Linked DNA regions of Homo sapiens: region 1 is linked to region 2. A link is a loop called in an ENCODE intact Hi-C map of the cell type or tissue named here. Cell type or tissue: GM12878. All regions are shown on one strand. Links, peaks and the distances in the headings refer to the core of each region. The heading gives the core; the rest is flanking DNA.

The links. A loop is a pair of places that touch in the nucleus more often than their neighbours do. Peaks named below come from ENCODE experiments on the same cell type or tissue, not always from the same donor. Only the 100,000 strongest peaks of a DNase experiment are listed, where the experiment ranks them.
Region 1: it touches region 2 in a loop (4-fold over the local background); 8 of 110 quality-filtered maps call a loop at or near these places.

The regions. Positions count from the first base shown.
Region 1 is chr5:143,015,453-143,027,425 of GRCh38, forward strand. All of the region lies in intron 12 of ARHGAP26 (Rho GTPase activating protein 26), which reads left to right. Among named protein-coding and RNA genes, the nearest start is that of ARHGAP26-AS1, 150 kb to the left of the region's middle. RefSeq lists enhancers at 4,094-4,143, 4,564-4,773, 6,454-6,543. In GM12878, for the core only: no CTCF peak of the experiment used is centred there; DNase peaks (open chromatin) are centred at 3,925, 4,919 and 8,519; H3K4me3 peaks cover 2,026 bases; H3K27ac peaks cover 6,170 bases.
Region 2 is chr5:143,200,771-143,212,743 of GRCh38, forward strand. ARHGAP26 (Rho GTPase activating protein 26) reads left to right here. Exons shown (of 23, transcript NM_001135608.3): 21 at 6,428-6,538. Among named protein-coding and RNA genes, the nearest start is that of ARHGAP26-IT1, 14 kb to the left of the region's middle. RefSeq lists enhancers at 72-231, 5,717-5,826, 6,247-6,356, 6,466-6,965. In GM12878, for the core only: a CTCF peak has its summit at 8,662; DNase peaks (open chromatin) are centred at 4,970, 5,771 and 7,031; H3K4me3 peaks cover 1,893 bases; H3K27ac peaks cover 5,748 bases.

The DNA.
Region 1 (11,973 bases), core at 1,604-9,603, 190 kb before region 2:
TTTGTAGTCCTTGCCTCACCTTTCTGAACATTGAGATTTCCAGGCAACAAGTTGGTCTAATTTGGGTCCACCCAGGGAAAAACTGTACATTTTGATTGAGAGTTTCAAGACTGCTGCAAAAAATGGGAACAGAGTAGTTTCCCAGAGGGAAATCAGGGAAGCCATCAGGACCAGAGGGGATGGATGCCAAGCAGGCTACACTAACAGATACTCACACCTGGCCCTGCCTGGGACACATTGCCTCCATAATAAAGGACCCAAGAGTGGTGGGGTGGGGGAGGAGAGGCACGTGAATGGAGACCTCCCCCTACACCAGCCAGAAGTTTACTTTTAACTTGTGACCTTATGAACCTACATCTCTCTACTTGGGATAAATCCCAATAGATTTGAAGGACAACCATGGTTCTAGTGGTGGGCATCCCAACTGGTTCTGACATTTCTTAAGGCATTTCGAGGATATGCTTTGGAATCCTTAAAAAAGTGACCACCCTCTAACTCCCCAATGGCTTATCCTAAAGAAATCATTAGAGTGCAAAGATAGTTTGTACAACAAATAAATTTGTTGGGGCGTTGGTGATAATAGCAAAGAATGAGAGACAATCTAAATACCAAATAGGGAGTTGGCTAAATAAATTAAGGAGTAATACACAGCCTTTAGAAAGAACCAGAGAGGGCTGGATCTATTTGCAGAAATTGTGCTGATAGTTTGTTAATGATTGAAATTTTAAAAAAATTAGGCTATAGAACAACATACATAATAACATGCATTACTTGACCTCCCTCAAGAAAAGAATAAGACAAACAGTTTTATTTTGGAAAATATAAGCAGTTGTGACATTTTGCTTTTTGCACCTCATTATTCACAGAGCAAAGAGAGTTGCTTGCCTTGGGTGTCTAATGATTCTTCAGTCATTACCCTTTCATCTAGCACACAGGAGGTAAAAAGATGGGTTAAAAAAATTGGTCACTTTTGCCAGCACGGTGGCTCACGCCTGTAATCCCAGCACTTTGGGAGGCCGAGGCGGGCGGATCACAAGGTCAGGAGTTAGAGACCAGCCTGGCCAACATGGTGAAACCCTGTCTCTGCTAAAAATACAAAAATTAGCCAGGCATGGTGGCACACGCCTGTAATGCCAGCTACTCAGGAAGCTGAGGCAGGAGAATCGCTTGAACCTGAGAGGCAGAGGTTGCAGTGAGCCAAGATCGTGCTATTGCACTCCATCCTGGGCAATAGACTGAGACTCTGTCTCAAAAAAAAAAAAAAAAAAATTGGCCACTTTTTCAGGAGTCATTTAAATAGGAATTGTTTTTTTAGGGTATTGATTGATTTCTAAGCTGGCAAACCAGTGTGATGGTCTGGTTTAGTGCTTCCTCACCCTTTTTTGAGTTTGGACCCTTTCCCACATGGTACAGGTTCTTAGCTTCCCCTCCTTGGTGGGGTTGTTTTACTGTATCTCTTGATTGCAGTAATTTACAATTTAATGCAAACCCCCCATAAGGCTCATCTACCACAGGTGGCGCTAATGCTCTGGGTCTTGATTGTTCTGCAACACTCCTTCTGTTTATGACACAATCTAAACTCTTTTAAAGATATGAAGCCAATCTGATATGAATTTAAGAGTGAGACACTGCTCTTCTTAACCAGATTCCAAATGTCTAGAGTCCAAATTCCAAATGTCCGGCATTTTCTTTTCTAGGAAATGTTTTGGTGGGAATTTCAATGCAAACATTTTATCAGAGAGCCAGAATGTTCTGAAGGAGCAGTTAACAAAAGGGAATTTCTGAATTCGTTTGCTTTCATCTCGAAGTTTCTCTCAGGGCATACGGTGCCTGTGGAGTATAAGACAGGGCCATAAGTAATGTCTGTCAGCTGCTGGTATTTTCCAAATGACCCAGTTGCCAGGGAGAGGATGGCAGCTGATAAATATATGTACATTTCTTTGCAGAGCCTTTTCTTCTCCTCTTCTCTATGCTCTGTTTGGATCTCAGGTTTAGAGAGATGAATTCATCACACTCCCCTGTTCATGGCACATTATCAGCACAGGTTTCTTGATTCATTCATTCTTTCGTTTCATTTTATTTATTCATCCATTCCCTTTTAGTTCTTTTTTCTAAAATGTGTGTCTTTTATCTTCCTGTGTTCTTGATAAATGGTGTGTGTTAATAAATGGTTCTGGGTCTTGTTTTATTTCTTACTTTGTGCCCTCATCATTGTGTCAGGAGCCATTCGTATTCCTCTGTGTCCTTTTATGCTGTGGCTTCTGATTACTGCATAATTTGTGGTACACAGCACTTTGTATCTGTTTTTGTAGAGATGTACTCCATCTTCTCATGCCTCCAACTCCTCATCAGTACTCACACCACCACAATGGACATCTTTGTACATATCTTCCTGTGTGAGAATTCCTCTGGGATACACCCACCCAAAGCATTGCTGGACAAAGGCTATGCATATACTTAGTTTAAGCACTCTCTTGTATTGTTCTCCAGAGTGGTCGATCCGCAGTCCCACCAACCCTACATGCAAATTTCTCCATTCCTGCCAACTCTCACCAGTATTCAGCTCTCTAATTTTTTGCCAGTCTGATAGGTGTAAAATGATAGTTCATTGTTGTTTTAATTTGCATTTCTCTGGTAATTAATGAATTTGAGCATCTATTCATAGGCCTGTTAGTTTACTGGGTTTCCTCTTCTGTTAATTGCCTATTCATGTCCTTTGCCCATTTTTCTATTTCAGTTACCATCTTTTCTTTTTGATATGTAAAAAGTTCCTACTGATTCTAGATACTAATCCCTTGTTAGATTTAGCCAGTTTAAATATGTTCTCATCTTGTCATCTGTCTGTTAATACGTGGTATCCTTCTTTGACTATAAATCCTTCAAAGCCCTTTTATATATTCAAATCATCTCTTTTTTGCTTTCTTGTTTATGATTTTCAAGTTGTGTTTTGGAGAAGGCCTTTATGACCCATGTCACAAAGATGTGTACCTATGTTTTCTTTTATTGGCTTTATGAGTGTGTCTTGCACATTTAAGTTTCTAATCTAGCTGATTTCCACCACTGTATGAGATGTTCCATGAAGATCCATTCTTATTTTTATCCTTGGGAAGAGTTAGTTTTCCTATCAACATCTACTAAGCTATCCATTCTTCCCTCGATTGATTTGTAGTGCCAGTGTTCTTGCATTTTAGGTTTGCATATTTTAGTTCTGTCTCTGAGCCCTTTATTCAGGTTTTTTGTGTAGCTGTTTTTGTCCCAATACCTCTCTGTTTTTAATAATAACTTTGAGGCAACTCTTAATATCTAGTTATATAAGTCTCCTCTATTTATTCTCCCTTTTGAGGTTTGACTTGGGTATTTATGAGTCTTTATCCTTCTGTATAAATTCTATAATAAGTTTAAGAAGTTTCCCCTAAAATAAAATTTTTCTTTGCGAGTGCATTGAATCATACAGGTTATTTGGAGAAAGTTGACACCTTTGTAATATTAAGTCATGTCTTCCAAGGGTTTTGAATGTCTTTCCATTTATTCAGACCACCAGTGTTTTTTATTAGGATTTTATTTTTCTGCCTAGAGATCGTGTGTGCTCCTGGTCAAGTTAATCCCTAAATACTAAATTTAAAAACCAATATTTTATTTTGCCAGCCCTGCTACCCATGGGGACCCTTCCTGGATTTGCTTCTAGAATGTCAGGAATCTATATCAGTGACACCAGATTCTCTAATTTGTCAAACTCTTACCTAGTAGAGAAGGGAAGGGGAAAAAGGGAGTATTGGTAATAAAGAAGAAGAAAGTATGATATTGTTTCTTCTTAAGCTTTTTTTTTTGAGGAAGTGGTCACTGCCAGTGTCAGTCACCTAGTTATCTGATACTTGTCATTGATTCGTCCCTTTCATTATTACAAAGAACAAGACTTCCCTGGGCAAGAACCATTTCTCCCATCTCACCCGCTGCAGCCCCGTTTGCTGTATCTCTCGATGTCTTTTTGTCTTTTTGCTGTTCCCTACCTTTGGGTACAAGGTAGGGAATATCTTTAGGGAGTTATAAAATTTACTCCCCAAAGACTATGAGAATTGGTTCATTTTTCTTTGTAATGAGTCCAGGTTGGAAGCAGGATGAGAGGCCTGTTCTCAGCTCAGGCTGCTATTGTCCTGCCGTCCCACCTGAGGGAAGGTTAGAAAGCCGAGAACTTGTCAGAGAGAACACACCAGTCCAGTGCAAGGGAGTAAGAGAAGGGCAGGCTCTTACAGTGTGAGTTGGTCTTTTCCAAGTTTGATGTTTTAAATAACAAATGTCACTGCCTACTTAACTCTAAAAAGATTAGCTTGTTTACAAGAATGCTGCCCTCCCACTGTTTCTCCAGCTGCTTGAAGGCTGAAGTCTGACAGATTGAGGCAGAGAGGGCTCAGTCTCCTAATCTTGACTTTATAGTGCCACTTTCCTCAATGTGGGTATTAACTCAGATTCCATAGGTTAATCGGGTTATGTTGAAAGGAATATGCTGAAGTTGCTGCAGGCATGCCTTCTCATGCATGTCAGGACCTGGCTTAACACTGGCCATCTGGCTTTTCAGAATGCCATTTTGTAGTTCACTCCACTTCTCACTCTTGTTCAACATTTTCCTGTTACTCCCACCTGGATCTTGTGCCGGATGAAACTGCAGGAGTCCAGGCTTCCTGTAGCTCTTCCTTCAGTGAATGCCTCTAGAAGTTCTTGGACTCCTGGCCTCACGTGATCCTTCCATCTTGGCCTCCCAAAGTGCTGGGATTATAGGCATGAGCCACCACGCCCAGCCTTCTGGGAGTTCTTAAGGGCAGGTGGCACTGAGATATATGAGTACCGAGAGGTAAGGACACTCATAACTAGAACACACATCTGTCTCTACCTTTAAAGCTCATGTGATCTGCTGTGGAGGTTCAGACCACAGGGGAACAATAGACAGATGGCCCAATTACATCGTGTGGGTGTATGTCATATTCAAACCATCTACAGAAGTACCCAGGGTGCAGACTACATGCCCAGAGCTCATGGATTTGAGAGTGAGCTACACTTGAAAAATGGAAATTTCCTCCCTTCTCTCCTCCCCAGAAGAAGAAAAAATATAACACTTCCTCCTCTTTGCATCCAAGTCCTAGTCCTTTCTTTCCTTGTGGTTTGTTTTTAATCTAGTGCTCTAGTGCTTTTTTTTTTTTTTTTTTTTTTTTGAGATGGAGTCTTGCTCTGTTGCCCAGGCTGGAGTGCAGTGGCATGATCTCCGCTCACTGCAAGCTCCCCCTCCCGGGTTCACGCCATTCTCCTGCCTCAGCCTCCCAAGTAGCTGGGACTACAGGCACCCGCCCTCACGCCCGGCTAATTTTTTTGTAGTTTTTAGTAGAGACAGGGTTTCACCGTGTTAGCCAGGATGGTCTCGATCTGCTGACCTCATGATCCGCCCATCTCGGCCTCCCAAAGTGCTGGGATTACAGGCGTGAGCCACTGCACCTGGCCTAATCTAGTGCTTTTATAAGAATCCTTTATATTTGAATAAAAATGCTGAAGAACCCACTGCAGTTTGCCAATTTGTCATTCACACTGGGAGGTGGGGAGAAGAGCAGTGATTGAAGAAGGAAATATGAACTCATTGTAGAATATTACAGAAATACAGCAAAATGATTTTGAAACATTCAGTCAAAAATCATTGGTAATATTATTCCCAGAGATACTTCCTTCTTGCCTTTTTTAAATGATGTCTTGTATGTATTTTGTCAATGTCAGTATGAATTTTAATTTAACTGGCATTATGTTGAATATGCTTGTTGTATTCTGCTTTAAAAATTACAGACATTTTCTGATGTCATGAAATGTTTAGAAGTATCACCTGTCATGGTTGTTTAATATTCTGTCATTGGACTATATCTTAATTTGTTGAATCATTTATCATTGTTAGACTAATGCTCTTTCCAGGTTTTTGGTATTACAAATAACATTGGCCTATGTTATTCATAATAGCTTCAAAAGTTATTAATTTCATCAGTTATTGGCCTTGTACATCAGCCTTTGTACGTATCTCAGATCATTCTCTTTGGGTAGATTCCGCCACGTGGATTAGAGAGAGGGTTTGCATGGAGGAGTAATGTGTGGCTGGTGTAGAATAGCATCCTGGGTGTAGAACTTTGGACAGGTGGTGCGCCTCTCTAAGCTTCCATTTCCTCTTCTGTAAAATGGGGATAATAATACCCCTGCTTCATAAACTCATTGTAAGAATGAAAGTTCAGCACATTAGTATCTGCACATTAGTTGGTAAGTGCCTAATTACTCTTGGTTATTACTCTTATCATCTGGCCAGGCCAGTTACTCCCACAACAAAAGGAAAAACCCACTGGAAAGGAAAAGCCAGCTGGATTGGTAACACTGCTCTTGAAGGGAGGAAGACAACCTGCTACTGTTTCTCAGTCTTGGTGCTTTATGAGTGTTCATTCATTTAATCCTCGTTACTGTATTTCTCAAAGTGGGGTGTGCACACCACTGGTGGTACACTAGGTCATTTGAGAGAGTATATTTTAAATTACCATCTAGACTTCTGTATTTATTTTGATGTGTATTGTGGGGGAACATAAGTTCTCTGAAATCCCCTGATTTTATTTTGTTTTATTTCATTTATTTTTTTGAGACCCCTGTCACCCAGGCTGGAGTGCAGTGGTGTGATCACGGCTCACTGCAACCTCCGCCTCCTGGGCTCAGGTGATTCTCCTGCCTCAACCTCCCTAGTAGCTGGGATTACAGGTGCCTGCTACCACACCTGGCTAATTTTTTTTATTTTTAGTAGAGATGGGGTTTCACCATGTTGGCCAGGCTGGTCTCGGACTCCTGACCTCAGGTGATCCGCCTGCCTCGGCCTCCCAAAGTGTTGGGATTACAGGCATGAGCCACTGCGCCTGGCCAATCCCCTGATTTTACAAATGTTATTGCTTAGCACAGGGGTCCACTTTTTTTAGTAAAGGGCCAGATAGTAAATATTTTTATTTTTATAGGAGTATTCAACTCCGCTATGGTAGTGTGAAAGCAGTCACAGACAATATGGAAATGAGCAGGTGTGGGTGTTTTCCAGTAAAACTTTGTTTTACAAAACAGGCAATGGTGAATTTGGCCCAGGGACTGTAGTTTATTAACCCTTGGCTTAACACAAGGCTAAGTTTTTAAAATTAGTCTAAATGGGATGGCATGAGGTTTTGAGAGGGAGCATGAAAGTGTCACACGATGGGCTGCCATTTGTACAAATGCTGTTCACAGCAACTGAGTTTCCAAAGGAGCTCACAGGCTTAAAGAGGTCAAGGGAGCACAGTTGAGAAGTAGTGAAGCTCATACTCAAACCCTAGCCTGCCTCATTGCCAGGGTCATTTTTTTCCTGCAACACTTCATATGCTTGAAATCTTTGATCCATTCTGCCATCCTGTTCATATGTGGTCCACCCATGGGGGCTGGAAGGAATTTCATCATCAGACTCCAACATCTAACCCCTCTAGTTCTTTGTGGCTGAGGGGCCATCCCATATTCCTTCTTAGTGCACCACCTCATTAGAGCCCTCAGTGGTTCCTCAAACACCTGTGCACAGTGCTGGGTGCACAAGGGTCACGCATTTCACTGACTGGCTTCCCCAGGGTCAGACCCTTAGTGTGGCCCACCACTCTCCCACAGGGATTTGGCAACACAACATAATGCTTTATATGTTGTTTCTGTACATCCACTCATCCTTCTTTAGGCCGTCATTCAGAGCAAACTCCCTGATGGCGTTTTATTCAGGTTTGCCTTGTTTTATGAGGACAAGATTGAGGACCAGGAGAGGAGATGGGGAGGGACATCATTACCATTGCTCTGTTTCCTATTGTTGTGCCTCTGACTGTACATTTCCTTCATCTCTGTTCCTCAGCCTCCCTTGATCTGTAAAACAGAAAAGGAGATTTAGGCTTGAAAACTGTAGGGAAAGCCTTGATGGGATCGCCTGGGCCACTATTTTTAAAAGACATCTAAAGCCTTCAGCCATTACCAAAAATCCACCGTCTCATGAAAGCAGCAGAGGGCAGAAAAGAGGATTTGTTTTTCTTTTGCTTCTAGTCACCTTTGGCCTTTTGCTGTTAGAACACCCACAGTTGAGAGGCAGGAGGAGGCAGCCACCGGTAACCAGGATCCTTTTGGGATCAGAACCATCCAGAGGCTGCCAGGCCTCTGCTGGTCGGTGGCTTATAAATAGAACATTTCCCCTTTTAAACCTGAGAAGGGTGGAAGGCATTAATGGGCACAGTGGCCTGGCCGCCTATGCACTGGCCCACGAGGCAGTCAGCTGAGTGCAGCATCCCCTCCAGCTTTCTCTCCAGGCCTGCCAGGTCTGAGCTGATAGAGGACAGACACTCTGCCTCCCTCCCTTGCCTGCGTTCCTTCCTGCCCTCCTCCCCACACCCTTTTTCTTTCCCCTTTCTCCTCTCTCCTGTGCATGCAGTTTCCGTGGCCACCACTTTCATCTTCTGAGCCGCAGTCAGGCGAGGTGGTATAATTCTAGCTCTCCCTAGGTGCTGACTTTCTACACCTCACTTTTCATTATGAGTTGCCTGTGCAACACAGTTGCTGTGGTGCATTGAGCTTGAATTACATTTAGTTGAGCTGTAATACCCCAGCTCTAGAATAGCCCTGGCTCGGAGGGCAGGGGGCTGGAGAGAGAAGAAGGGGCAGGAACAGCTTGTTTTTGCAGATATTTTATTATTTGAGTTCCCAGCTATTTTGTTTGATGAGACCCTGGCCCCCAAAGCTATGACTGGTGGTGGTACTCCTTGGACTTGCATGGATAATCAGAAGCCTTTCTGCTTGTCCTAAAAGACACTTGACAAATCTACCCTCTCTCTCAGCTAGCTTTAGACTGGCAGATGCAGCCAGTGTATGCCTCTGCCATGGCCTAATATTCCCCTTTCCCTCAGTGATGTGGGCTCTGTACTGACAGCAGGCTGCAGCCTGAGCAGGTGTGAGCCACCCGTTGCCATCCCAGTTTGGGCTTCAGCCAAGAGACAGTGAGCAGGTCCCTGGCTACATCTTTAACCCCTAAAGCCCAGTGCAAGGGGTTATTGAGACAGAGACTAAAATATTTCCCCCACTGCCACCGAGTACAGGCTTCCAGTTATTGTGGTTAATGTTTATTGAGTACATACTGGGGAGTGGGCAACATGTTCACTGCTTGATATACGTTATGTCATTTGATCCTCCTAAGAACCCTATGAGCTAGATACTATTATTGACCCCATTTACAGATGTGAAAACTGAGACTTCATTCTGAGGGCAAACTTGGTCACTCCCTGCACTGATCAGAGTTGTCAGAGCCTGCAGCTCACAATCGGCATGTAAGATTGAGCAGAGGGTAGAGTAGTGCTTAGAAGTGTTAGCTCTGGAGTATTCCACACGTGGTTTGAAATCCCAGCCTCAAGAATTACTGAGTGTGTGATTTTGAGAAATTAATTTCTCCAAGCCTCAGTTTCTTTGTCTGAAGGTGGGAATAGTTTTAATAATTAAATCTTTGGTTTTTTTGGAAGAATAAATGAGATTAGGATGGACATCCTTTGCTCAATGGTGCCTGGTATTATCGGCAATGATTAAATGTTGCGCTTTATTCTTATTACCAATAATGTCATCATTATCCAAAGCCAGAGCCCGTTTATATAAAAACGTGGCACTGTACAGTCTCTTTAAAGTTCCTCCGGGCATTGCCTTATTTGATTTTCACAACACCTGCATCTTATATGTGAGGGGAATGGGTCAGAGAGGTGAAGTATGCCCAGCTTACACAAGCAGTTTGTGGAGACACCAGGGCTCAAATCTTAGGCCTTTGATTCTGAATGCCCTCTCTTTCCCTGCCCTTCGCTGCCTCAGAGTTTGTTGTGACCAACAAATTGTTCTTAAAGCATTTCGAGGTAAGAAGACAGATAGGTAAAGGCAGGAAAGTGACCTTGATGGGCAGAGGCAGTTGGTTCTCTGTTTGAAACACTTCCACCCTCAGAAAGCTGATGATGATCTCTTTCGGTTGAGAAATCAGTGCAAAACCACCGGGCCTTAAGGCAGAAGGGAATTGAGGCCACTGTGTAATTCATTCTCAGAATGTCCAGATCCCCATGTAGGAGACAAATGGTCCTGATTAAGCTGGTCAGTGTTACTGCAGTGTGCATTAAGCCTTGCTCTTTTGCTGCTATTCTGATTTGGAATTTTAAGGTGGACTAGGAGATTGCAGAAGTAGAAACCCACAAAGAAACACTCCTTCCATCCCAGGCAGATGTATAGTCCTCAGCCTGTGCTGTGCAAGAACCTACGTGCTGTCACCCTGGATGCCTGTCTTTTGCCAAGAATTGGAACACTCTTTAGAACCTCCCCTGACTGTGGCTGAGAGCTGGTAGGTTTATTCCCATCCAGGCAGATTTTTGTTTCTGTTCCTGCTACCTATTTTACTTTACTCTATGTCTCTTTCAGCTTATTTTTCTGTGTGTTTGTTTTCAAGAAACAATGAAAAAAAAATAGATGCCTTTGTATCTGGTAGGCTAGGGAAGAAAAGTCTGACTAGCAGTATTCTTGCTTTGAGGTCAGGGTATGAATGAGATCTCTGTCAAACCTGTTTGTCTCATGCTTCCCACTGCAGGGGCCTGAACTCTAGAAGGTACCAATATATGCAGCCACCTGTCACTATTCAAGGCTCCTGGAATGTGGAGACTTTTGGCCTGTCGGCTCCTTGTGTTTTCAGCTGGTGAAAACATGGATTGTATTTATTCTTTCAGGACATATTTATTGAGATTAGTCATGAACAGGGCAGATTGTCTCTGCTCTCATGGAGCATATACAATGAAAAGAAATTGACAACAAAGAGTAAGCAAGTAGATAAAGGTATAATTTCTGGTAGAGATGAGTATTCTGCAAAAATAAGGGCTGGTGGATAGAGGATAAGGGAGAAGGGAGTGATTTTAGATACCTGGAGCAGGAAAGGTCTCTCTAAAGAGGTGACATTTGAGAAGAAATCTGAACAAAGGGAGGGAGGGAAGCGTGTCAGGAGTGGGTAGATGAGTGTTATTGATGGAGTGACCAACATGTGCAGAGGCCCTGAGGTGACGTGAGCTACTTGTGTTCTAGGAATATCAGGAAGAACAGTGGTGCCCGGATGGGAGGAGGCCCTGGGGGTGAGTGGTCAGGTAGGCTGGGGCTAGACCATGTGGGGCCAGGAGATAAGACTGCATTCTTAGTGTGAAGAGAAGTCACTGGAGAGTTGTGATCAGGTGCATGACATGAGCTGATGTATGTTTTTAAAAGATGACTCTGGCTGCTGGTGGGGAATAAACCGTAGTGGGGTGGGTGGGGGTGGGGGGTGGGGGCAAAATTGAAGCAGCTGGGAGACTGCTGCAGGCAGTCCAGGCAAAGGATGATGGCAGCTTGGATCAAGGTATTAGCAATGGATATGGTGAAGAGTAGTTAGATTCTGGATACGGTTTTAAGTTATTAGTGACAGGATTGGTTAATGGATTGGATGTGGTGTGTGAATTGGATATAGGGTGTGAGAGAAAGCAAAGATCAAGGATGATGTTACTGGAACAGAATATCTTACAGGTAGAATATGGTCCTCTCCCATCTCATTCTTTCAGCCAGGTTGAACATAGTGCATGTTTGGGGACACATTAGGACTTGAGCTCCCCAATTTATTATTTCTGTCACCTTCATGATTTTTTGTGTTTTTTTTTTTTTTGAGATGGAGTCTTACCCTGTCACCCAGGCTAGAATGCAGTGGTACAATCTTGGCTCACTGCTACCTTTACCTTCCTGGTTCAAGTGATTATCGTGCCTCAGCCTCCCAAGTAGCTGGTATTACAGGCACCTGCCACCATGCCTAGCTAATTTTTTTTTCTTTTTTTTTTTTTTTAGTAGAGACAGGATTTCATCATGTTGGCCAGGTTGGTCTCGAATTCCTGACCTCAAGTGATC
Region 2 (11,973 bases), core at 2,125-10,124:
AGCTTACTCCTCCAGTTACAGAACCTCTCATCTTATAGCAGCTCTACTACTGTGGTGTGGAGATCAGAGAGGGTCTGCCACATCCCTTGTCAGACTGGGAGCCTGCCTGGGCAGCCCTGCCACAGTATGGCAGGCATGCCCTGGCTGGTCCAGCAGATGTTCCATCATTCAAGTGAGTCACCACAGAAGGGTGTCAAGCTGATGATATTGCTACACACTGTACTTGAACTATCAGCCACAACCCATTATGCTGCCAAGCCTTTTAGCCTTATCTTCCTAAACCGTTATTCTTTCACTGTCCAGTGAATTTCAGAGACTGACTGGGACTGTCTGACTCCTTTTGAGGACACTGTGGGCCAGCAAACTAAAGTGGATGTAAGCCTACCAGTTGAATCCAAACCAGACCAGCAAATGTTCCTTGCATGCTACAGTGTATGCTGTGTTGTTGCTGTCATTGGGCCTAGATGTGGGGGCCTGGCAGGACCCCAGGAATATTTAGGGGCACTGGGCATTCAGCTTAATACACCCATCTGGACTCTGAGGGTTGTAGGAATGCCTTTAGCAGTCATCTGCTAAAATTGTAGTTATAAAATCATTTTCTCCTCTTTTAATTGTTTGTTATCCTTGGCTTCATTAGTGGGAAAGGGGTTGCAAATTTGATATTGGAGGTTTCAGAGCCAGGAGTGAAATTGACCATTTTGAAATTTGTCTGTTTTGTTTTGGGTTTGGTGAGGGGCAGGAGGGAGCAAGATTTTTATTTTGTTTATTTATGTATTTATTTTTGTCTGCCGTTGTCATTTTTAAGTAACCTACAGCCAGACACTTCTGTAGTGAAAGGAGAATTTAAGATTCTACAAAGAGTCTTGGGCCATAATAACCATCCCTGTGCGTCTTATATCTCACATATGTGTTCTATGAGTATGAGAACACATAGTCATACACCCTTAGTTTTGCATCAGAACTAAAATACAATGTACTCTCTATTTCTTGTCTGTTTACAGTCCTTCTGTTGCGACATGCATCTTTGCAGTACATAAAATGTGCAGTAGTATTGTTGATAGGATTATTGCCATGACTCTAAAGTACAAATAAACAAAAGGCATAATTCCTTTAGTCATTTAAAAAATCACAGAAGTGAAGAGTGCTGTAGATGTCTGTTAGGTCCGCTTGGTCCAGTGCTGAGTTCAAGTCCTGAATATCCTTGTTAATTTTCTATCTTGATCTGTCTAATATCTCAGTGGGGTGGTAAAGTCTCCCACTATTATTGTGTGGTAGTATAAGTCTCTTTGTAAGTCTCTAAGAACTTGCTTTATGAATCTGGGTGCTCCTGTATTAGGTACATATATATTTAGGATAGTTAGCTCTTCCTGTTGCATTAAGTTAGCTCTTCTTTTTGCATTGATCCCTTTACCATTATTTAATGCACTTCTTTGTCTTTTTTCATCTTTGTTGGTTTTAAGTGTTTTATCAGAGACTAGGATTGCAACCCCTGCTTTTTTTTTTTTCCATTTGCTTGGTAAATTGAAGTGAACTGCCATTCACAATTGCTACAAAGAGAATAAAATACCTAGGAATACAACTTACAAGGGATATGAAGGACCTCTTCAAGGAAAACTACAGACCACTGCTCGAGGAAATAAGACAAGGACACAAACAAATGGAAAAACATTCCATGTTCATGGATAGGAAGAATCAGTATCATGAAAATAGCCATAAAATAGCCATACTGCCCAAAGTAATTGATAGATTCAATGCTATCCCCATCAAGCTACCACTGACTTCCTTCACAGAATTAGAAAAAACTACTTTAAATTTCATATGGAACCAAAAAAGAGCCCGTATAGCCAAGACAATCCTAAGCAAAAAAACAAAGCTGGAGGGAACATGCTACCTGGATTCAAACTATATTACAAGGCTCCAGAAACCAAAACAGCATGGTACTGGTACCAAAACAGATATATAGATCAATGGAACAGAACAGAGGCCTCAGAAATGACGCCACACATCTACAACCATCTGATCTCTGACAAACCTGATAAAAACAAGCAATGGGGAAAGGATTTCCTATTTAATAAATGCTGTTGGGAAAATTGGCTAGCCATATGCAGAAAACTGAAACTGGACCCCTTCCTTACATTTTATACAAAAATTAGCTCAAGATGGATTAAAGACTTAAATGTAAGACCTAAAGCCGTAAAAACTCTAGAAGAAAACCTAGGCAATACCATTCAGGACATTGGCATGGTCAAAGACTTCATGACTAAAACACCAAAAGCAATGGCAACAAAAGCCAAGATTGACAAATGTGATCTAATTAAACTAAAAAGCTTCTGCACAGCAGAAGAAACTATCATCAGAGTGAACAGGCAACCTACAGAATGGGAGAAAATTTTTGCAATCTATCTGACAAAGGGCTAATATCCAGAATCTACAAGGAACTTAAACAAATTTACAAGAAAAAAAAACAACCCCATCAAAAAGTGGGTGAAGGATATGAACAGATACTTCTCAAAAGAAGACATTTATGTGGCAAACAAACATATAAAAAAAACACTCATCATCACTGGTCATTAGAGAAATGCAAATCAAAACCACAGTGAGATACCATCTCATGCCAGTTAGAATGGCAATCATTAAAAAGTCAGGAAACAACACATGCTGGAGAGGATGTGGAGAAACAGGAATGCTTTTACACTGTTGCTGGGGTTGTAAATTGGTTCAACCATTGTGGAAGACAGTGTGGCGATTTTTCAAGGATCTAGAGCCAGACATACCATTTGACCCAGCAATCCCACTACTGTGTATACACCCAAAGGATTATAAATCATTCTACTATAAAGACACATGCACACGTATGTTTATTGCAGCACTGTTCACAATAGCAAAGACTTGGAACCAACCCAAATGCCCATCAGTGATAGACTGGATAAAGAAAATGTGGCACATATACACCATGGAATACTATGCAGCCATAAAAAAGGATGACTTCATGTCCTTTGCAGGGACATGGATGAAGCTGGAAACCATCATTCTCAGCAAACTAACACAGGAACAGAAAACCAAACACCGCATGTTCTCACTCATAAGTGGGAGTTAGTGAGAACACATGGACACAGGGAGGGGAACATCACACACCGGGGCCTGTCAGGGGGTAGGGGGCTAGGGGAGGGATAGCATTAGGAGAAATACCTAATGTAGATGATGGGTTGATGGGTGCAGCAAACCATCATGGCACGTGTATATCTATGTAACAAACCTGCACATTCTGCACATGTATCCCAGAACTTAAAGTATAATTAAAAAAAAAAAAATCACAGAAGTACTATGGAGTATGCATTTTATTATTATACCAATTCAAACATAGTGGTAATAAATGTTAAAATGCAGTCACTTTATACCAAATGTTACTGCTATGGCTAAAACATAAACAAATGAAATTCTGAAATTCTGTTGTTAAAAATTGCATTTGAGGCCAGGCATGGTGGCTCATGCCTGTAATTCCAGCACTTTGGGAGGCCAAGGTGGGTGGAACACCTGAGGTCAGGAGTTCAAGACCAGCCTGACCAACATGGTGAAACCCTGTCTCTACTAAAAATACAAAAAATTAGCCAGGCATGGTGGGGGGGATCTATAATCCCAGCTACTTGGGAGGCTGAGGTAGGAGAATCGCTTGAACCCAAGAGGCAGAGGTTGCAGTGAGCCAAGATTGTGCCATTGCACTCCAGCCTGGGCGACAAGAGCAAAACTCCGTCTCCAGAAGAAAAAATTGCAGTTGATACTACGGTAATTGACATGGGGATTGAGGAGTAAGTTATTATAATAGTTACGAATATCCTGCATTCCAGCCGCACCCCCAGATAATTTCAGCCGTGTAGTTCTGGCCAAAAACCACTTAGATATCTGAGGATGTGAAAAACATTTAGAACCCACATTGTGTTCACAGAATATGTTCCAAACTATGCCATTAGCCAAAGGCATAATTCTTGGTACAGATGGAATAGGAAGCTGGAGGTGTTTCCTACTTATTAAAGTCATTTAAAAAAAAAAAAGTTGGAAGGACTTTTTAATTGTCCTGTGGTAACCACTGACCAAAAGAACAGATTGGTACAAGCCCCTGGGTCTGGGCTGTTCTCTTGAACCTCCAAATTGTCCCTGGTTCTGCTTGGGTTCCTGGGCTGGGCTGTGGTTTGAAAGTTGTTGCCAGGCCTTGCCTACTAGGTCATTGTCTGGTGGGGCAGGGTTGTGTTGAGAGGACTGAGAAAGTGAGGCCTCTCTGACTAGCAGCAACTGTGGAAGAAAATGGAGACTGCACAGTAGAGAGGAGTTGACACTTTTCCTAGGACTCAAGACAGAGTCAAGGGGGAGCCAGGTATTAAGCTAGTACTAGCTTAGCCCTCAACTGATGGATCTTACTGTCTTACATTACTGTTGTTTTTAAATCTGTCGCTTCTTGTCAAATATATTTTAAGCTCTTGAAGTCAAGGGACCTTGGCAAATATCATTTATTGTATTGAACATACTGAGTGCTCAATGACTAGTTTTTGCTGGATTAAGAAAAAAAAGCTTTAAAGAGTCATACTCTTTACATTTTATTTCTTCTCTTATATGAATGCCATCTGCTATATGAATCCGCCAGACCGAACACTGGAGGCAGGATTGGGGATTTTGTTGGAATTTAGAATATGTTGAGTCTTATTGTGATTCTCTATCACTGTATTGTCATTTTCCCTTGCAAATAGGGTAGGTATCTAAAGGAAACACATGAATCAGTGGTTAAGAAGAATTCTAATGCTATGACTGAGTCTGTAAAGAAGCTTGGCACAGGCTAGAGGAACAGGGCAAGTCCTGCTATGTCAGAGGGAGTACGCTGGCTGCAGGAGCCCTGGGCTTAGAATCAGCAGATGAGGTTTGAACCTCAGCCCTGTTACTTATAGGCTGGGTATCCTTAGAGAAGCCTCAGCTTAGCCCAGGTTTCCACATCTGTGAAATGGGAATTATAGCAGTACTTGTTTGTGGGCTTGTTGCGTGGGTAAATGAGACTCATTAATTTACTCAGTAATGATTTGTTAAATATAGTACCTACAGACACTGGATATTTTAGACACTGGATATACAGCAGTAAGCAAAACAAAAGCCTCTGCCTCATGGAATTTATGTTCTAAAAATATACGTAATGGAATTTAATAAAGTGTTTATCAGTCACATTAGTTTGAGCCTCTCTGATGAACTCACACTGTGGTTTTTGCTGTTATTTGTCTATAGGTGTTACAACAGTAAGTAATTAGGGCTATTATTGGGTCTCATGTTTGAATTGGTATAACCCTAGGGAAGTCCCAGTAAGTAGGACATTTGTGTGTGCCTGCTAAATTGCAGTACGCTTAGAAAGTCTGTTCCCCTTGAACCGGATTTCTGTCATTTTTGCCCCCATGAAGGGCTTGTTTCAAATAGTTCAGCAGTCCGCTGAGATTCAGGAGTGGCAAGTGGTGGTGTGGCTGAACTGGTTTCTCTCTGTCATTGGTGTTTGCACTATTTGTGATGTATGATTTCACAGAGTTGTGAAGGTGCTTGTGTCATTTGTGGAAATAAGTCAAAGGGCTAACACAACCAATTAAAATCCACAAGCCACGTTTCAGTGAGTAATTTCAACCTTTCCTCTCCAAACTTTTGATTAGCTACCCGTCAAGGAACAAAATGAACAAATTGAAGGTTTCAGTTCGTTTTTTTCATTGCCTTCCCTCTGGGGCTTTTTCTTTGAGTATCGTAATGCCCAAATTCCACGAAAGGAGAAAGGGCAAGCCCAGGCAGCAAACCTCAGAGGAACCGCATTCTGCTGGTAATTGCATGCCGTCTCCCAAGAGGTGTATCTGTATTCACCTCCATCGGCTATCACCTTCTTCATGCAGTACTTCAGATCTCCAGTGGCACACAGCCCATCTAGTTAAAAATGCAAACAGGAGATTATTTTCTCACCGAATGGCCTTTGTGGCCCAGAAGAAAAAAAACATGGTCATTTCTGCTGAGACGTAACCTGAAAAACACTCCCACAAGAGTGGAAGCTGAAGGCTCGCTATAAGCTAGCCCTGCCTCAGAACAAGGCTGGTGATAGCACGTGGGTGTGGGAACTCATGTGCGTGGGCTCAGGGCATTTGTCGCCAATGTACATGATCGAAGAAGCTTCTATCACCTGAAAAGCAGTTGTTCTGCAGGGCAAAGCCTGTTTATACTCCGAGGAATTACAGAACAGACGTTTACTTGGACGTGGAGATTTGGTCTGGAGGAATGTGACATGGCCCTGACAGCACATCCCTGGGTTTCGGTGCTCCTCTGCTCTGCCCAGCTTTCCGTCATCTGGCCTCCCATGACCTCCTGTGCTCCCATTGTGGTTTCCCTGTGTGCTGACAAGTTTTCTGGTTGTTATGTCTTGCAGCCCCCCGAATCCAAGCCCAACTTCACCCCTCTCGCCATCTTGGCCCATGTTCTCGGCGCCATCCAGCCCTATGCCCACCTCATCCACGTCCAGCGACTCATCCCCCGTCAGGTCTGTTGCAGGGTTTGTTTGGTTTTCTGTTGCTGCCGTTGTTCTCTCATTGGCTCGGTCCTCTCTTCATGCAGTGTTCAGCCTCCTCGTCAACTTTGTTCCCTGCCATCCAAACCTGCACTTGCTTTTTGACAGGCCAGAAGAAGCGGTACATGAAGACTCCAGGTAAAATCTCGGATGATGACCAATCTGTTCCCGTTTATCCAAAGCTGGCCAGGGACAACAGGGGGCTGCCCCTGCTCTCCTGTGGTTCCATCCTAAGAGACCAGAGCTAAAAGGGACCATTTGCATGAATCAGCATGGCATTTTTCACACCCTTTTCAACCCTGACTCAAGTTTCTGAATTAACCTCTCTGGTGCCTAGAGTTAGGGGAAGGAGCACCTCCTGAACCAGACTCTGGTTTTGATGGCTCTCTCAATTTCATGTGCTCTCTGCACTTTGGTGTAAGATAACATAAGAGGAAACAGTGTTGGGACATGTGCCAACCTTTTCTTTTCTCATGTTTATCAGGCAGCGTCAGGCAATATTTATTTGTGGGGTTGGGCCCCTGGCCCTAAGCACTGACACCCAGTCACTTAGACCAGATCCACTGGGGGAGAGACGTCGAACATAGAATAAAAGCTTGAGAGACGAAGCGATTTCTCTTAAATTGCTCACGGCTTATGCCTCGTTGTCCCCCATATACTCCCGAAACCATCCATGCTCCCAGCCTGCTTCTGTCTCTGTGTGTCATGAAGCCTGAGCTGTCCTGGGAACAGGCACTACCTCTCTCTGAGGGAGAGCAGCTTGACCTAGTTCCTCTTCTCAGGGCCATGCTGTAGTTTTCCCTGCTTTTGTGACTTCCGCACTTAAGTTTTTTGCTCTTGTGCTCTTTGGGAAAAAAAAAGAGCTCTTTACAACCGGGAAAAGAACGAATAGGGATCCTGCAGAATTCCTATGCTGTGGAGCTCCTAAACGTGCTTCTCTCTCAAGCTTAGTCTCAGCTTTCAGACAACCAAATTGTAGAGCCCAGTTATAAGCATCAGAAGCGTTTTGGGCTTTGGGAGTATTTTCCCTTCTGTCTTTTTCTCCAAAGGGTGGATCCAGCAGAGAGGCTTAAATAATTTATGAAGCCGAGTTTCACTTTTAGAAGAAAAGAAAACCCCATGCTATTTATATATATACAGATACATATATTACTTTATTCCCCACTAGGCACTTACACATCTATCATTTCATTCTATCCTCGTGTGAGAATGAGAAGAGAAATGGCCTGAACCCTACTGTGGAAAAAGAAAACTAAAACACAGGGAGGTGACTTGGACACAATGCTATGACTAAATGAGAGCCAATCCAGAATTCAGGACTTCTCCCCCTCAGCTCAGCACTCTTTCCTCCAAACACGTGGGTAACCCCAACTTTGAGTTTCCGTGCAGCTCCCAGCCCAGAGCCTGACTTGCTCTTTTAGGTTTTATACAGCTTTCTACCTGGCTTTGTCCTGGATGATGGGAAGGAGATTTTCAGTAATTCTTTTTTTTCTCACTCTATAAATAAGGGAAATTTTCAGATCATGTCTTCCTGACATTCTAGTGATTTCCTAATCATTTCTTGGACATCTTCTGGGCACTTTGGGAGACATCAACTTTCTAAGATACCAGAAATAGCATAGATTATTCTCATTAGATCATGAGGACCTGAACCAGAGGAAACTAAGTGACCACAGACAAGTCAGCTTCCAAAATGCCTCACTTACTCATTAGAGAAACTTGGGCTTTAGGAAAATGTAATTCCTTCATTTTTATCAAAATGGAGTAAAAATCTTCAAAATATTGGCCCTTTGGACAAAATGGGTTAAGAGACTCAAGAGAGTGAAATCACTCAGCTAAAATCCTAAAATGTCCTCTCTGCCTTGATGGTACTCACTTTTTTGTGACTCTGAGATTTGGGGCCCTGTTTCTTGTCAAGTATCTCTACCTCTTCACTCGTTTTCATCTCCCCAAATATTTCCAGACTGTTTTTCCTTCCTACTTCTTCCTACCTCCCAAAGTATTTCCAGATTGACAGAGGGCAATGGCAATAGAATCTGCCATTCTGTTGCCATCTTGTGTGTCTGGGGTCACAGTTACTCAGTACCTCCTCCCCTGGCCATTGTTAGAATAGCACTATTTGGACACCCTTTAGGAAGCTGCCCTCTTGAAATAGTCAAGGCAGGCCGGGCACAGTGGTTCACAGCTGTAATCCCAGCACTTTGGGAGGCCAAGGTGGGGAGATCACCCGAGGTGAGGAGTTCAAGACCAGCCTGGACAACGTGACAAAACCCCATCTCTACTAAAAATACAAAAATTAGCCAGGCATGGTGGTGGGCGCCTGTAATCCCAGCTACTCAGGAGGCTAAGGCAGGAGGATTGCTTGAACCTGGGAGGCAAAGTTTGCAGTGAGCCAAGATCGTGCCATTGCATTCCAGTCTGGGTGACAGAGCTAGACTCCATCTCAAAAAAAAAAAAAATAGTCAAGGCAGAGTTGGACTAAATGTGTGTGCCCAGATGAGCACAGACAGCAACACTGCTGAGGAGCTAGCCCATCAGAGGAACAGAGAGGGCCGAAACCTGTACACTGTAGTGTATAGCAAAGAGGTGGTGGTATACACCCATTATTCAGGTCCACTGGGGCCTCCCTCAAATCCACTTCCAGAGCATGAAGCTTCAGATTTCCTTCCCTGAGCAAAGCCTTTATAAGTAAATATTGAATTAGATCTAATCAGTGGTCCCATGAACTTCTGAATGATGTCTCCTCTGGAAATTGCTTACTGTCTGAATTAGTCTGTTTTCATGCTGCTGATAAAAACATACCCGAGACTGGGAAGAAAAAGACGTTTAACGGACTTGCAGTTCCACGTGGCTGGGGAGGCCTCACAATCCTGGCAGAAGGCAAGGAGGAGGAAGTCACGTCTTTCATGGATGGCGGCAGGCAAAAAGAGAGTTTGTGCAGGGAAACTCCCGTTTTTTAAAATCATCAGATCTCGTGAGACCCATTCAGTATTATGAGAACAGTACAGGAAAGACCGTCCCCAGTGATTCAATCATCTCCCACCGAGTCTCTCCCACAACACGGGAATGATGGGAGCTACAAGATGAGATTCAGGTGGGGACACAGAGCCAAACCATATCACTGTCCCCTCTTCAAACCATTTATAGACCTTGTTTGTTCAAAGTCAGGAATGAAGATGCCTTTTGCAGCACAGTAGAGAAAGGGTGCTGGAGACACATTCCCTCCGTATTTCCCTTTTCTTTCACTTGCTCACCCCTCCCCCAAAAAAGCCGATAGCCCCAAACCCGTAACTTGCATTTGCCCAGGGGTCCCTGGAAATTATGCCTAAATGATCAACCCCTTTCCACCTGCCAGTCTAGCTGGTCCCACCTCCCTGTAGTGCCATATGATGGCGAATGGGTCATCATTTTGCAAGGTTTGCAAGGGCATTTGAGGGAAACTCCTGTGAGTGCTTTCCAGGCCTTGTGCCATGCTCAGAGGTGAAAATTAAAAGGGAACTAGCAGGAGGATCCCAACTTGTTCATGCCCTTAAAGGCCCAGCTGAGGTCTGAAGGGCACTGTTGACAGGAGCAGCCGAAAACTACCCCAGGCCCTCTGTATCCAGTTTTGAGATATACTGTGGAGAATAGGAAGCCAAAGAACCAATGATGCCTGGTGGAGATTTTTTATTTTATTTTTTTATCAGAGCCAAAGCCTACAAATACAATCTCTCTGCCAACAGGATTTGTCTGTTTTGGTAGGAACCCTACCTAAAGCAAACTGCTTAAGACCTTTCAGAAGGAGTTATGGGACACTTGACTTGTTGGGCTGACAAGCTTTTAAGAAGATAAGACTTTTTGGGTAGGGTTGCCAGATTTAGCAAATAAAATAAAAATACAGCAGACCCAGTTAAATTTGGATGGTAGATAAACAACAAAAATTTTTTCATATATGTATGTCCCATGCAATATTTGGGACATAACGTATACTAAAGAAATATTTATTGTTTATTCTGCCATCCAAATCTAACTAGGTGTCCTGTATTTTATCTGGCAACCCTACCCATTCCTATTCCTTGGGCAACAGGAATGGCCCCCTTTAAAAGCACCTCTTCTGTCATTTCTCCCATTTTTGTGCCTATCCTAAAGCAGTAGAGGGAGATCTCAAGGGAAAAGCCCTCCCATAGACTGTCAGTTGCCTATCAACTTGAGAAAAAAACAAGGCCCTTTCTTGGCTTGCTTATTTATTTATTTACCTACTTACTTTTTTTTTTTTTTTGAGCCAGGGTCTCACTTGACTAGAGTGCAGTGGTGCAATCTCAGCTCACTGCGGCTCCCACCTCCTGGGCTCAAGCAATCCTCCTGCCTCAGCCTCCCAAGTAACCTGGACTCCACACGTGTCCCATCATGCCTGGCTAATTTTTTTTATTTTTTTGTAGAGATGGAGGTCTCTACAGTCTGGTCTTAAATTCCTGGGCTCAAGCAATCCTCCCACCTCCCAAAGTGCTAGGATTACAGGCATGTGCCACAGTGCCTAGTTTGTTATTTTTTAACGTACTATGTTATTGCCACTTCATTATTCAATTTCACAAACCTAATATCAATGGAATGTTACTCCTTTTGAATGATAATCTTGGGCACCTGGACCACTCCCTTTTATTTCTGGCTGCCAAATACCCCTGCTGGTTTTCCAGCTTGCCCCTGTTTTGTCCCATTATCCTTGTTTAGTGAGGTTAATAAATAATGTTTGTGAAAATCCAGTCAGAGGAGCCTTTCCTCAGATGCTGTTTCCCTTACTTTTAGTCCCCCTTCCCTGGTCTCTTTGCTTTTTACCCACCTGCTCTGCCCTGTCCTCAAGAGGCAGAAATACTGCCTCAAAACCTGGTCTCTGAGACCCTGGCTAATGTGAACTGGATTCTCCTTTCACCTTCAATGTCAGTGTCATAACAGGCTCCATTTGCCTGTCAGTATAGTCTTTTATCTGTTTTAGCACTTTTCACAGCCAAGTCACTCCTCCTGTCTGCTTCCCAGCCTCTCAAGAAAAAAAAAAAAAAAAAATGCCTCTTATATTCCTCCCTGGAAAGTTGCACATAGGATGTTTGGTCCTTGCTGGCCAATACATAGACTCGGTTTCTTTGGCTCACAGGCAGTGCCCCTTGTCCTGAACTTTATTCTGTCATCATAATTAGCCAGGAAGAGCTGTTTTCCTGTTGGAGCTGGTGAATACTAAGGACTCTTCTTTCCTTTGTTCCCAGGGGTCCCACTTCATTTTCCCCCACTTTCCCAATGTTTTCCCACCTGGCCATCATCTCTTGGCTCCTAGAAAACCAGAGGGAACAACAGTAAACTATGGCCCAGCAATAAATTCGAGATAACCATTTACTCTGATCACTCTGCACGATGGAGACCATGTGGCTCACAAAGCCTGA